Regions from separate parts of the Homo sapiens genome. Here region 2 is linked to region 1. Evidence: read pairs that join two places in POLR2A ChIA-PET (ENCODE). Cell type or tissue: B cell. All regions are shown on one strand. Links, peaks and the distances in the headings refer to the core of each region. The heading gives the core; the rest is flanking DNA.

What was found. Peaks named below come from ENCODE experiments on the same cell type or tissue, not always from the same donor. Only the 100,000 strongest peaks of a DNase experiment are listed, where the experiment ranks them.
Region 2: POLR2A ChIA-PET joins it to region 1 with 13 read pairs; 9 of 35 experiments call an interaction of 5 or more read pairs at or near these places.

The regions. Positions count from the first base shown.
Region 1 is chr11:1,843,260-1,849,418 of GRCh38, reverse strand. It overlaps LOC107984299 (a long non-coding RNA gene), which reads right to left and starts at 5,082. Exons shown (of 3, transcript XR_001748095.2): 1 at 5,046-5,082; 2 at 4,589-4,686; 3 at 1,672-2,855. RefSeq lists an enhancer at 4,700-4,799. In B cell, for the core only: no CTCF peak of the experiment used is centred there; DNase peaks (open chromatin) are centred at 2,413, 3,651 and 4,898; H3K4me3 peaks cover 980 bases; H3K27ac peaks cover 932 bases.
Region 2 is chr11:1,927,295-1,933,453 of GRCh38, reverse strand. TNNT3 (troponin T3, fast skeletal type) reads right to left here. Exons shown (of 16, transcript NM_006757.4): 7 at 4,311-4,334; 8 at 3,626-3,644; 9 at 940-985. Among named protein-coding and RNA genes, the nearest start is that of TNNT3, 11 kb to the right of the region's middle. In B cell, for the core only: no CTCF peak of the experiment used is centred there; no DNase peak of the experiment used is centred there.

The sequences.
Region 1 (6,159 bases), core at 2,412-4,911:
AGGTACATACCACCACGCCCAGCTAATTAAAAAATTTTTTGTGTGTACAGATGGGGTCTCACCATGTTTCCCAGGCTGGTCTTGAACTCCTGGGCTCAAACCATCCTCCTGTCTCAGCCTCCCATAGTGCTGGGAGTACAAGCATGAACCACTGCACCCGGGCAGTGCATGCGTGTTTGAGAACGGTGTGGGCCTTGCTGGGTGGGAGGTTAAACAGGAACAGAGCCTTCCTCTGAAGAGCTAAGAGTCTACCCAAGAATCAGATGCAGAATCATTTCTTCCCTCAGTGCCTGAAACTCTAAGGGAGGTGTGTGGAGGGCAGACCCCGGCCCCTCCGTTGTCCTGTCTCCAAATCTGGTGCAGGGTCCAGCGAGCAGCACGGGGACCAGCAAGCGGCTGCATCAGGTGATGAGTTAGTTTGGATTCTGGGATGGAGCCAGCTGAGGGCATCAGATTCCGGGGGATGGAGCCAAGCAGGGAAGCCTTGAGGGGTGAGCCAGGAGGAGCTCTGTGCCAGGCGGGCAGGACACAGGGACACTCCAGGTGCAGAGGCCACAAGGCAGATGTCTGAGAGGTGCAGACCTGGATTTGAGGGGAGAAGCCGGGGGTTGGGACCTGTGTAGCAGGCTGGAGGTGCGTGTAGAAGTCCCAGCCGAGCAGGGAGAGGCCTGGGCAGGAGATGCTGTGTGCTGGCACCATGGGCTGGAAAGGACGTCCCGCAGTACAGGCCATCCCGCAGCGCCCCTCCCTGGCAAATCACTCTGTGGGCACACGCAGGTGCTGGAGGGGTTTGCTGTGGGGAGCAAAGCTGGGGGCTGTGCCCTCTCCCTGCACGCGAGCTGGGGTCACTCGGCCCCTTTCCTTCCACTGGCCGTGGCCACTGGTGAGCTTGGGAATCTGGCCCAGGAGTGAAGAGAGTGAGGAAGAGAAGCTCTCAACGGGGACAGAGACAGACAGGAAAGGGGCAGGGAAGGCTTCGAGGGGGCCGGGTGGATCGGAGGGATGCCAGGAGAGGGCAGTGACCAGACAGCTGCCCCTAGCAGAGCGGACAGGCCAGGCGGGGTGGGGAGGCAGTACTGGGGGAGCCCAGGGTTCAGGGCCAGCTGAGAGTGGAAGAAGCTCTCCAGCAGGCGCAAAGAGACATGGGCCAGGTCAGAGAAGATGGGCGTCGGTCGGCACAAAAGGCCTTGGGTCGGAGAGCTTGGCTATTTATTTTGTTTGCTTTTAGTTTTTACTTTATTTTTTTTTTTTAATTTGTAGAGATAGGGTTTTGCTATGTTGCCCAGGCTGGTCTCAAACTCCTGGCCTCAAGTGATCCGCCCACCTTGGTCTTCCCAAATCCTGAGATTACAGGCGTGAGTCATCAGCCTGGCCTTCTTCTTCTTTTTTTCTTTCTTTAAATTCTCAAAGCTTTTATTTTTTGAGATGGAGTCTTGCTCTGCTGCCCAGGATGGAGTGCAGAGGCGTGATCTGGGCTGACTGCAACCTCTGCCTCCCGGGCTCAAGCAGTCCTCTTGCCTCAGCCTAGCTCTACCTCCCTAGCTGGGACCACAGACATACACCACCACACCCGGTTAATTTTCATATTGTTTTGTAGAGACACTTTGTTGCCCAGGCTGGTCCCGAACTCCTGAGCTCGAGGCTCCCCACGCAGCCTCCCAAAGTGCTGGGATTAAAGGTGTGAGCCACCACACCTGGCCTTCATTTTTTTTTGTCTCTCTCCCTTTGAAAATCTTTAGAGCTTGGTGTTGTCTCCACTATTTGGCGGCGTCAGAGTGACCGGGGCCTTCACTCATGAGAAGCTCAACCTGCAGCGACAGCAGGGCCGGCTGGGACCTGCAGGCGGGGAGCTGATCTGAGAGCCGTGAAGGGCCTCGCTGTGGACATGTGCTCCGGGGGGCACGGGACGCTTCGTGAGAGGGCGGTGACAATTGCTGGGTTCTGCCCCGATGGCCTCTGGTTTGAGGTGGGGGGCCCAGGTGATTTGGGGTGTGAGTGAGAGATTTTGGGGAGCTTGGTGGGGGGGGCGGAGGGGAGGATCAGAAGGAGGAAGCTCGTGGAAACCGTGCCTGGCCCAATGCCGCGCTGATTCTCGGCGGCCTGCCGGAGGGGCAGCCGCAGAGACTGGAGCCTGCCAGGACGCAGGCCTTCCCGATGGCTCGAGGAGGGGACAGGGAGTCAGGAGCAGCTTGGCAAGGAGGGGGAGCAATGGGAGATGACAGGGGGTGGTGAGGAGGTAGGGGTGACTGGGGCCAGGGGAGGGAGAGGCCCTGGGGCCAGGCTGTGCTTGTCGAGGCGGCGGAGGTGCTTGCAGGAGGGCAGGAGCAACAAGGGGATCGGGGGGTTTCCAGCGTGGTCACGGCCAGCCCCGCACAACGGGGAACACTGGCTGCCAGAGGACTCCAGTGTACATGGTGGCCCCAGCGTCTTGTAGGGACTGTTAGACAATCCTCATGCAGACCCGTGTCCCCGTCCTGAGGTCCCGTCACAGGTGTATGCCTCGCCCCAGCAGCACTGACACAGCTGCAAATAACTCCAGGTCCCTGACTTCGTGGATTTTCCCTCCCAGAGGAAGAGACGGACAGTGAACAAATGAAAAAACAAGTCCATGGTCATTCTGGAAAATAACCAGGAGAAGTCACAGAGATGGCTGGGGGACTCACGGAGGGCTTCACGGAGGAGGTGACCATGCTGGAACTGAAGGGTGTGAAGGAGATGGCCACAGGGAGAGTGGGGAGAAGCTTCCAGGCCTGGGGCAGAGGCAGGCTTGGTGGTCCTGGTGTGATATTCAGCAGCTGGGTGGTCCAGGGCGCCGAGCCAGGCCTTGCTGGGGCTGGGGGAGAGTCGGGCTGACTCTGGGGGGCACATAGGAGAGGAGTTTAGGGAGGCAGGAGGTGCCAGCTGGGTCCCTGCCTACCTGGTGGTCCAGTGAGGCAGGCGCTCTCATCTCCATGTTCATTGTACATCTGGGTAAACTAAGGCTGGGCAGCCCACTGGGGTGGAGTGGGGGCTGAGCCACAGAGGCAGCTCTAACCCTGGGCTCCAGGGCTGTCTGGGGAGAGCCGGAGCCGGAGGAGTGGGGGTGGTGAGGCCCTGGCAAGCGCCGGACTCAGCTTTCCAAGGATGGCTGGAGCCAGGCACCGGCCTGCAAAGGTGGGTCTGGGCCCAGGCACAGCCGGTGCCAGGGGAACAAAAAGGACACAGGGCTGCACAGGTCAGGGGTGAGGTGCAGCTGGAGAGAGAGGGTGAAGCCCAGCCCTGATCCGGGGGCCCCTCGGTGGAGGCCCAGGGAACCCCTGAGGACCACACAGGGGGTCCAGCAGGTGGACATTCATGGGGGAACTCTGTGTCCCCCTCTGGGACCCCACTCCTGGCTTCCCCTTGATCGAGTGCGTGAGGGGGTGAAGGTCAGGGGGAAGCCCCCTCTGAGTCCAGCCCTGCGGAGAGAATGAAGCCCCGTGACCTGCCTCATCCTAGCTCCACCCAGCGCCCAGCATGGCCAGGGCACCGGGCCTCCCTCCTGCAGTCCCTGAAAGGCAACTTTCCAGCCTTGGATCCCTGGCCCTAACCCTAACCCTAACCCTAACCAAGGTGTCCCCGGGGGCCTGGCACCCAGCCCCGCCCTCGGCCCTCAGCCAGGGGCACACACACAGTCCTCAGCCTCCTCCACCACCCCGAAGTCCCCCACACCCTCTGGGGCACCTTTCTGCCCACACCTGAGCCCTGTGAGGTCCTCTCTGTTAACTTGTGGTATTTTTCATGTCATCTGTTTTTGTTGTCGCTTACGAATTGTATTGCTTTAACGTTCAAAGAAAAGTTTAGCTTTGGGGGAAGTCATTTCAAACCCACAGAGAAGTTTCAAGAATAAGAATTTGACAAGGTGCCTCTGTACCCCCCTCACCCAGGGCACATGTCCACTTTGCCATTCGACCCCTGCCTCTCCGCCTCTCAGCCTCTCTGTTTCTCTGAGCCTCTGTCTCTTTCTCTCTGCTTCTGTCCGTGTCTCTCTGCCTCTGTGTCTTTGTCTCTCTGCTTCTCTGTCTCTGCCTCTGTCTGTGTCTCTCTGCCTCTGTGCCTTTGTCTCTCTGCTTCTCTGTCTCTGCCTCTGCCTCTCTGCCTCTGTGCCTCTGTGTCTGTCTTTATGTCTCTTGTCTCTCTGTCTCTGTCTCTCTCTCTGCCTCTGTCTCTGTCTCTCTGCCTCTCTGCCTCTGTGTCTCTGTGTCCCTCTGTCTCTTGCCCTCTCTCTGCCTCTTTGTCTCTCTTTGTGTTTCTCTCTATGTGTTTCTGTGTCTCTCCATCTCTCTGTCTTTCTCTGTGTGTCTCTCTGTCTCTGTCTCTGTGTCCCTCTGTCTGTCTCTGTCTCCATGTCTCTCTGTGTCTCTGTCTCTGTGTCTCTGTCTCTGTCTCTCTGTCTCTGTCTCTGTGTCTCTGTCTCTGTGTCTCTCTGTCTCTGTTTGTCTCTGTCTCTGTCTCTCTGCCTCTGTCTCTCTGTCTCTCTGTCTCCCTCCTTTCCTCCTGAAGATTTTAAGGTCTGTTTCCTTGGAATGCAGATGTTGTTTTGTGTAACTATGAACTTGAGCACATTTACCGCGGACACTGCTTGTTATCTTGTCTGCCGGTCTGTGTCCTGATGGCCGCTCCCATCAGCGGGGGCACAGGGCAGGCCCTCTGCGTCACCACGGCCTCCTAGCAGAAAGGACATGTCAGGCTCTTCCTGCACGTTTCCTGCCCCACCCTGCAGTCAACCTCTCTTCCGAGGAGCCCTGGGTCCTTCAGGGGAGGACGGTTTTAGGGAGCAGAGCCTGGGGCCCGGTTTGCTCCTGGACACTGGGGTGTCTGCATGTCAGTGGCTCAGCGGCAGAGCAGGAAACACCCGCGTGTGCAGAAGCACCCACCTCTGCCTCCCCCGAGGAACCCCTGCCTTCTGTCTCCAGCAGCCGCAACTTCCAGGGGTGCCCCGTGCACTTCCTCCCACCCCTCCCTCCTTGGCCCGCTGTGCCCAGTCTTCCCCAACCCCTTCCTGGCCACAGCCCAGCACGGGTTACCTGGGACTTCAGAGGCCATGTCCTCCCCGACCTCCAGAGCCACGCACAGGGCTGCCCACAACCCCTGCCCTGGGCCTGTCCCCCTCCTCTTCCGGGACTCCCCTGGGGCTCATGGTGCCTGCCCCGGCTGCCCTGGCTGTCCCTACCCTCCCCCTCGTCTCCTCTCGCCCTGGCCTTAGGCACCTCTGCCCATCGGCTCACCACCCAGGACACCCACATCCACATCTCCAGCCCAGCCCCTGCTCCAGCTGCCTGGGCCAGGTCTCCCCTCGGAATTTCCACAGGGCCCCCAAACCCAGCAGCCCCAAAGTGAGTGCCTCACCTCCTCCCAAGGCCACTTTCTCACGGCTCCTGCCCTGGAGAACAGTCTCTGCCCACCCGTGCCCCCAGCAAGGTGCCTGCCTTCCTCATGTCCCTCAGCCAACAAGTCCTGGGGACCCGGCCCCTTCCACGTCTCCATTCCTCACCCCCCAACCCAGCGGTGACTTCCGCTGTGCTCCACCCTGCTGAGGCCTTTCTAGAATGCAGAGCTGGGGGACAGCCCCATGGGGTACTGGCTGCAGGCCTCACTTCCAGCAGGGACACCAGAATCACCCGAGAGGGACGGAGCCGGGCTCAGAGGGGCGCCGGTTTGATATTTGCTGGTTTGCTTTCCGCAGGCCTCTCACTTACTCCTTCATTTACTCATTCACTCATCTATTGGAAATTTAACAAACACCCGTGCATCTACTATCCAGCCCAAGAATTAAAACATCCCCCAAACCTGCATCAGCGTAGGGGTCCTGTCTCCATTCTGCCCCTGCTCTGCCCCCACCCCACTCACCCCAGAGGGTCACTCTTTGGAATTTCGTGTTTGTGTTCAACATTTCCTTGCTTTGAAATAAAAAAGATAATTTTCCCACACAGCGTGTCTGCCCCGGCCAAGTTGAATCTTGTGGTTGGCAGCCAGGTGTGATGCGCCTGCCCCAACTCCTCTGCCACACCCCCCTGACGCCCTGTGGGATTGGGTCCCGCCCCCTTTCCCAGTAGGCACAGGCTCTGGAAAGGTGCCATGTCCCCTGCAAGGGGTCCATGGCCAGGCCCCACCGCCGCCTGTCCCTCGCTCTGCCTGTTG
Region 2 (6,159 bases), core at 1,475-3,974, 85 kb before region 1:
TGGACTGGCCCTGACTTGGCTCTGTCATCATCCTCAGAGATGCCCTGCATGGGCCTGGCAGAGAGAAGACTGCAGAGTGAGAGAAATTGTTGGATACATAGGTAGGCATGTGAACAGATGAGCTGATGGATGGGTGGATGAGTGAGAGAGGATGGAGACAGATGACTGGGTGGATAGATGGATGATTGGAGAAATGGATGGATGGATGAATGGATGGATAGGTAGATGGGTGGAGGAATGATTATGTGGATTAATGGTAGAGGATGCGTGGATGGTGGGTGAGTGGGTGGGTGGGTGGATGGGAGGATGAATGGGTGAATGGGTGGGTGGGTGGGAGGGTGGATGAGTGGATGGTTATGTGAGTGAGTGGATGATAGATGGATCGATGGATGGATGAGTAGATGAATGAGTGGTATGAATGGATGGATGGATGGGTGGATGGGTGGGTGAGCGAGTAGGTGAGTGGAGAGATGAGTGAGTGGATAGGTAGGTGAGTGTATGAATGGGTGGTTGGGTGGGTGGATGGATGGATGAATGGGTGAGTGGATACGTGGCTGGTTGGATGGATGGAAGTAAGGCAGGATGGATGGATGGATGGATGGATGGATGGGTAGGTGGGTGGTTGGGTGGATGAATGGATGGATAGATGGTTGAGTGGATGGGTGTGTGGGTGGGTGTATGAATGGATAGGTGAATGGGTAGGAGCTTACGTGGGTGGGTGGATGGATGGATAGAAGGATAGATGGAGGAGAAGGGAAGAGAGATGCTTATTCTTAGAGGGGTTTCCTCTGGCCCAGGAATAAGCTATGGTAGAATTGCCCAGACCCAGGAGGCCCCGGCTCTGGCTACTTGGGAGGAAGTGACCTTCTGAGGCCTAGAGCCCAAAAGCTGGGGTGTGGGGAAACCGTGGACATGTTAACCAGAGTCCTGTAAACTTACATCGAAGTCCACTTTCTCCCCTTCTGGGATCTTAGGAGCAGTGAGTCTGAAGAGGAGACAGAGAGGCCCGTGAGCAGAGACCCGGAGACCCACCCCAGAGGGTCAGCCTGGCGCTTTCCCCGCTGGCCCCTGCCAACCCTGGTGCCCTCCTGCTCTGGCCCCCAGCCAAGCATGCCCGCCTAGTGACACGTTTGCCCCAGCTTTATTCTTATGAGGTTTGTAGCCCACCATCCTGAGAGTGGCTTGAGCCCCTCAAGAAGGCTTCCGCTTCCAGCGCCACCGTCTGCCTTTTGGCTTCTGGCCATTGCAATGTCACTGCACCCCAGCTACCAGGGAGGGCACCTCTGTTTCCTCCTCAAACAGATAAACAAATGCAGCCATGTCGGGTGAGAAGCGATGGCCACTGTGGGTGGCGGTGGCCTCCCTGGGCAGGAATGGCTGCTGCGAGCCTGTGCCTTTCCCCAGCCCCTCTTTCATCTTTCTCTCTGGGGGCCCAAAGGAAGGAGGAGAGGGGGCTGGGAAGAAAGCAATCTGAAGGGGAAATGAGGCCCCCTCTCCGGCTGGGTGTGCAGTCCCCTCCTCTCACCAATACATTCCAGATGCAGCAAAGAGTTAAAACAACAACAATTTTTTCCAACAAACCATAGAAGAAAGTGGAACTAAATATCAATCAGAAACTGGAGCAGGAAAGGGTTTCCTAAGCTCAGGAGCACCAGAAGGTGCCTCTAAGGGAAAGAAGGCCAGATGACACCACGCAAATGAAAAACGTATGTATGTGAAAAAAAAAAAAAAAACGGAAAATGGAAAGGCAAAAAAAAAAGACTAAAAAAAATTTTCAGCAAATACAGAGAAGACTTATATCCTTATGCAAACTGATGACTAAGAAAACACAGAGATTCCTCCACCAGGAGACAAATGAGCAATGGCCGTAGCTACGAGTTCTCAGAGAAGAGACGACCCATCCCAAACTCAGGGAAACGCTGGCCCCGAGTGACTGTTAGGGCGCAAAGCCAAAGAATCATGAGGTGCCGTTTCTCATCCATCAGAGGCTGCAATGTAAAAGCACGTTCCTGTCCCTGGGTGAGGAGGGTGTGGGACACAGACCCGCTCACATCCCACGTAGGAGACGGCGTTGGCCAGGCCCTTGTGGAAAGCAATTTGGCAGTGGATGTCAAAGCCTTAAGAACATTCATACTCTTTGACCCAGTAATTCCAGTTCTGGGAATGTGGCCTACGGAAATAACCCTAAAGATGGAAAACGCTTTCCAACCAGCGTTATTTATGATAGTAAAATATTGGGGAAAGCCTGCAATAGGGGAATGGTTAGGAAAATTATGGTTTGTCCAATTGATGGAATATTATGTGGCCATTCAAAATATTTAAGAAGACTGTGTAAAAACATGGAAAAATACTTATGAATAGTGCTAAATTTTAAAAAAAGCAGAATTCAAGGCCGTAGAGACGGTATGATGTTTGAAAAACAAGGCCGACTTTAAATCTTTTTTTTCCAAGCGCTATGCATGGAAAAAAGGAAGAAATAAGGCTTTTTATTTCTTTCTGCTCTTTTCCACAGTCTGGCTGGCTGGGTGGGAGAATTATAGATGACGTTTTTTCTTCATTTGACTTTTATATATTTTCCAAATTTTCTTTCATGAGGTGTCTTATTTTCATAATGAAAACACAAACAATTTTTCTAAAATGAGAAAATATCTCATGATCCAGCATTACTGTACTTAAAATCACTGAAAAATACAGTGCAAAGGGTGGGAATACGCCGGCTGTACCCTTCAGATGTTCTCACTCTTCTGAGAATCTGCAATGCTCCCCAAGTGGGAGCCAACAGTGAGTGTGTGTCAAGATGCTCTAAGATTCCACTTCGCACAGAGCAACACACAGGCAAGAGCACTCGAGAGATAAAAGGGTGAATCACGTAGCGAGTGCTGTGGCTGGTGAATACCGATCAAAAGCAGAAAAGTCAGAAGAGCTGCATTAAAAAAACCAACCCACGAAGTGCTCACAAGCAGGTGCGATGAGGACAAGCTCCTCTGAATTCTGCCCCAAAGGGGAGCAGGGGCCCCTGCACAGTGAGCTCTTCTGGACACGGTCAAGGTGTCATTCTGAAGTGGGTTTCTGGGCTGAGTCCCCCACCTTTCTCCACTTCCGGACTCACTTTCCTGTCGCTTTTCAATCTAGGACTCTGGGAGTCCTAGAAGTATGGCGGGGCTTGGTGTGGTCCCCCGAAGGCCGTGGGGTGTTGCGGTGGCCAGACTCCCTGCACCAGCTGCCCCGCCTTCCTTCCTCAACTCTCTCCCACCCACCTCTCCTCCCTCCTTCCTCGTCTGCAGCCTCCTCCTACAGGAAGCCCTCCTTGTCTGCACTGGATGACCCTGGGCAAAATCACACCCTGCTGGGCCTCCCAAGCCCATCTCCCAGGTGACCCTCATCCCTCCCACCCTGCGCTCTGAGCGTCCCTCCGAATGCAGGCTCCAGGCATCTGGCCCTGGCCCTCTCCTCCGCCTCCACCACGGAACACACGAGGCGCTGGGCCTGCCAGGACCCCACACTCACTTGGCCACCGCCACCCCAGAACACACTCGGCACTGGGCCTGCCAGGACCCCACACTCACTTGACCACCCCCACCCCAGAACACACTCAGCAGCGGGCCTGCCAGGACCCCACACTCACTTGGGTCTCGGTTTCTCCTCTGGTCCACACAGCACCAGCGTAGGGAGAGGGACACCAGCGTGGGGAGAGGGAGAGAGACAGCCTGGGTGAGACTGGGCGGCCTGCGGCCCTGGGTTCCCCTTCACTGAAGGCCACCGTCCTTTTCAGCTGGGAGTACCCCCAACCCCCAGAAACAAGAGGGTCCTGTTTCTGCTCTAGGCCTGCAAAAGCCCCTGGCAGGGTTGGAGGGGAAGAGCTCAGGGCCTGGGGCCAGGAGGAAGGGTGAGGAAGAGGTAGGGAAGAAATAGGAGCGAGACAGGCCGCGTCCTTGAAGGCTGGGAAGGGAGGAGACGGAGCAAAGAGGACAGGGGCTCGGGAAGAAGATTGGGAGGAAAGGGGCTTGGGAGAAAGGGGAGGGGGGCGTGCCCGGCCCGGGCTCTGGCACTGCTGGCTGGTCCCGCTTACTCCCCCTCCGCTGTGTGGCAGAAACTTGGAGCGGTGGCACCCGCGAGGCCCTGGCAGCTCGACCCCAGCGGCACCGTGCGGAGCAGCAAGGCCTGGCCCTCCGAGGCCCCCGTGCCAGGGGAAGAGAAAGAGGACAGAGGGAGGAGGAGGCAGGGCAGCGAGAGACCCCAGCCTGTCCTCTTTCCCTCGCGTCGGCTAGAGCCAGGGTCCTGCACCTCCGGCGGCAGGGACGGGCCCTTACCTTCCGCGTCCTCCTCTGCGGTGTCTTCCAGGTGGCAAAAGGCACAAGCACACATGCAAGAGAAAAGCCAGTGCGGCTGCGGGGGAGCAGTGGGCAAGGGGCCTGTGGCGGGCAAGGGGCCCACCCCTCTCACTCGGACACTCTCTTCTCCAGGGTGTGCCTGCGGGGCCCTACAAGTGCCCCAAGCTGGGGCCGGTGAATCAATGCCTGGGGAGGGGGTGGAAGGGGCTGGGTGCCCAGTGGAGCTCCTGCCTGGAAGACCTAGTGGAGAATAGGAGGGACACGGGGACCTCGCGGGGCAAGGTGGGGGGCTAAGGGCACTGGGTCTCATCTGTCCCCCCGGTCTGTCCTCTTGGGTCTGGCAGGGCCAACCTTGGCATCTGAGACCCTCTCCACCAAGAGGGCGTTGCAGCCGGGGTGGGTGCAGCCCCTTTGCTTCGTGCTTCCCGGAGCCTGACCCCTGCCTGTAAAGGCTGTGTTACTGGGTGGAACCCAGCAGTTCATGGAATGACTACAGCCCTCAGGCCTCAGGAGCCTCTGCCGGCAACGTGATGTCTAACTCCTTGCTGGTCTCAGCCCCAGGAGCCCCCGCCTGAGTCCGGAATGTCCACCACAGCCCCCACCCACAGGCCAGGAGCCCAGGCGCACTCATCCCTGACCTCCCTGGGGCTTGCCCTCTGACTGCCACATGGCTGCTGTCCTGAGACTGGGCCCCTCTGGGACCCCCCTGCTACCTCTCCCTGGCCACCTCTGGGGTCTGCCTGGCCTGCCCTGGCCACCCTAATAAGGGGTGGCTTCCTTTAGGATACACTCTGCTCCTAGACCCTGGGGTGGACCTGGCTGGCCTGGCCCAGCTGGGGCCCAGGAGGGGGGTCTGCCGCTGGCCTAGTGGCACCCGCCCATCCTGTCCCTTCAGTCCCTGCTCTGGGCCTTAGGTGGCAGCAAGGCCGTTGACACACGATGCCCTCGGCCCTCCAAGTCTGACCCAGCGCTGTCCCCTGCACTTGGCTAAGGCCAGCAGGCCTGGGCCCGGGGGTGGGGGTCCTGCCTTGCCAGTGCCTGGCCTGGGGTGCACTGGTCCTTGAGTCCTCCTCGCTGGCAGATACCTCGGTTGCCTGGGAGCCCCCTGCACACCACAGAGAGCCCGCCAGCGCTCTTGGTTTTGCAGGTGGGCCTGAGGTCACCCGTTCCGGATGCCTTGGGGCACATGTGCACCGGGAGTGAGCGGTGGGGCATCCTGAGCGTTCCAGCCAAGGGCCCGGAAGGAACAGCGCGGTGAGGACGATGAATGGGCTGCCCGCCCTGGCCTCCCTGACTTAGTGGTTTTGCTGGACGCAGTGCGTGGCTGAGGAGCCCCTCCGGGTGGGAAGGCCGGCCAGGGAGGAGGGCGAGGTCGGGTGGGAGGCTGAGCAATTTCGGGGAGCGAGCACACAGCCAAGCGGCAAAAGCTGTCCTGCGGCCCTGCCTCCTCTGCTCCTGCCCCACCCTGCCCTGCTGTCCGTCTGTCCGCTGGCCTCAGTGCTGGTTCCAGAGCGGCCCAGCAACCCTGTCATCCCCACAGGCTATCTCCTGGACACCTCCCTGCATGGCTGGAGTCCCATCCCCCTCCCAGCATGTCCCTTCTTGTCCAGGGGCCTCTCCGAGGCTCGAGTCACGCAAGAGCTCAGGCCCGGCAGGGAGGAGCCCCTCAGCCCCACGGCCCATGAACGGGGGGAGCTGAGAAGCACTCCCCAGCTGGGGCCCCTGACTTGAATGTGCAGCTCTCTGACCTCCACCCAGTACAGCCGGCCCCACTACCAGGGAGGGCAGGCCCACCCAGGGGGCCTCCTCACTCCGGGTGTGTCTGGCT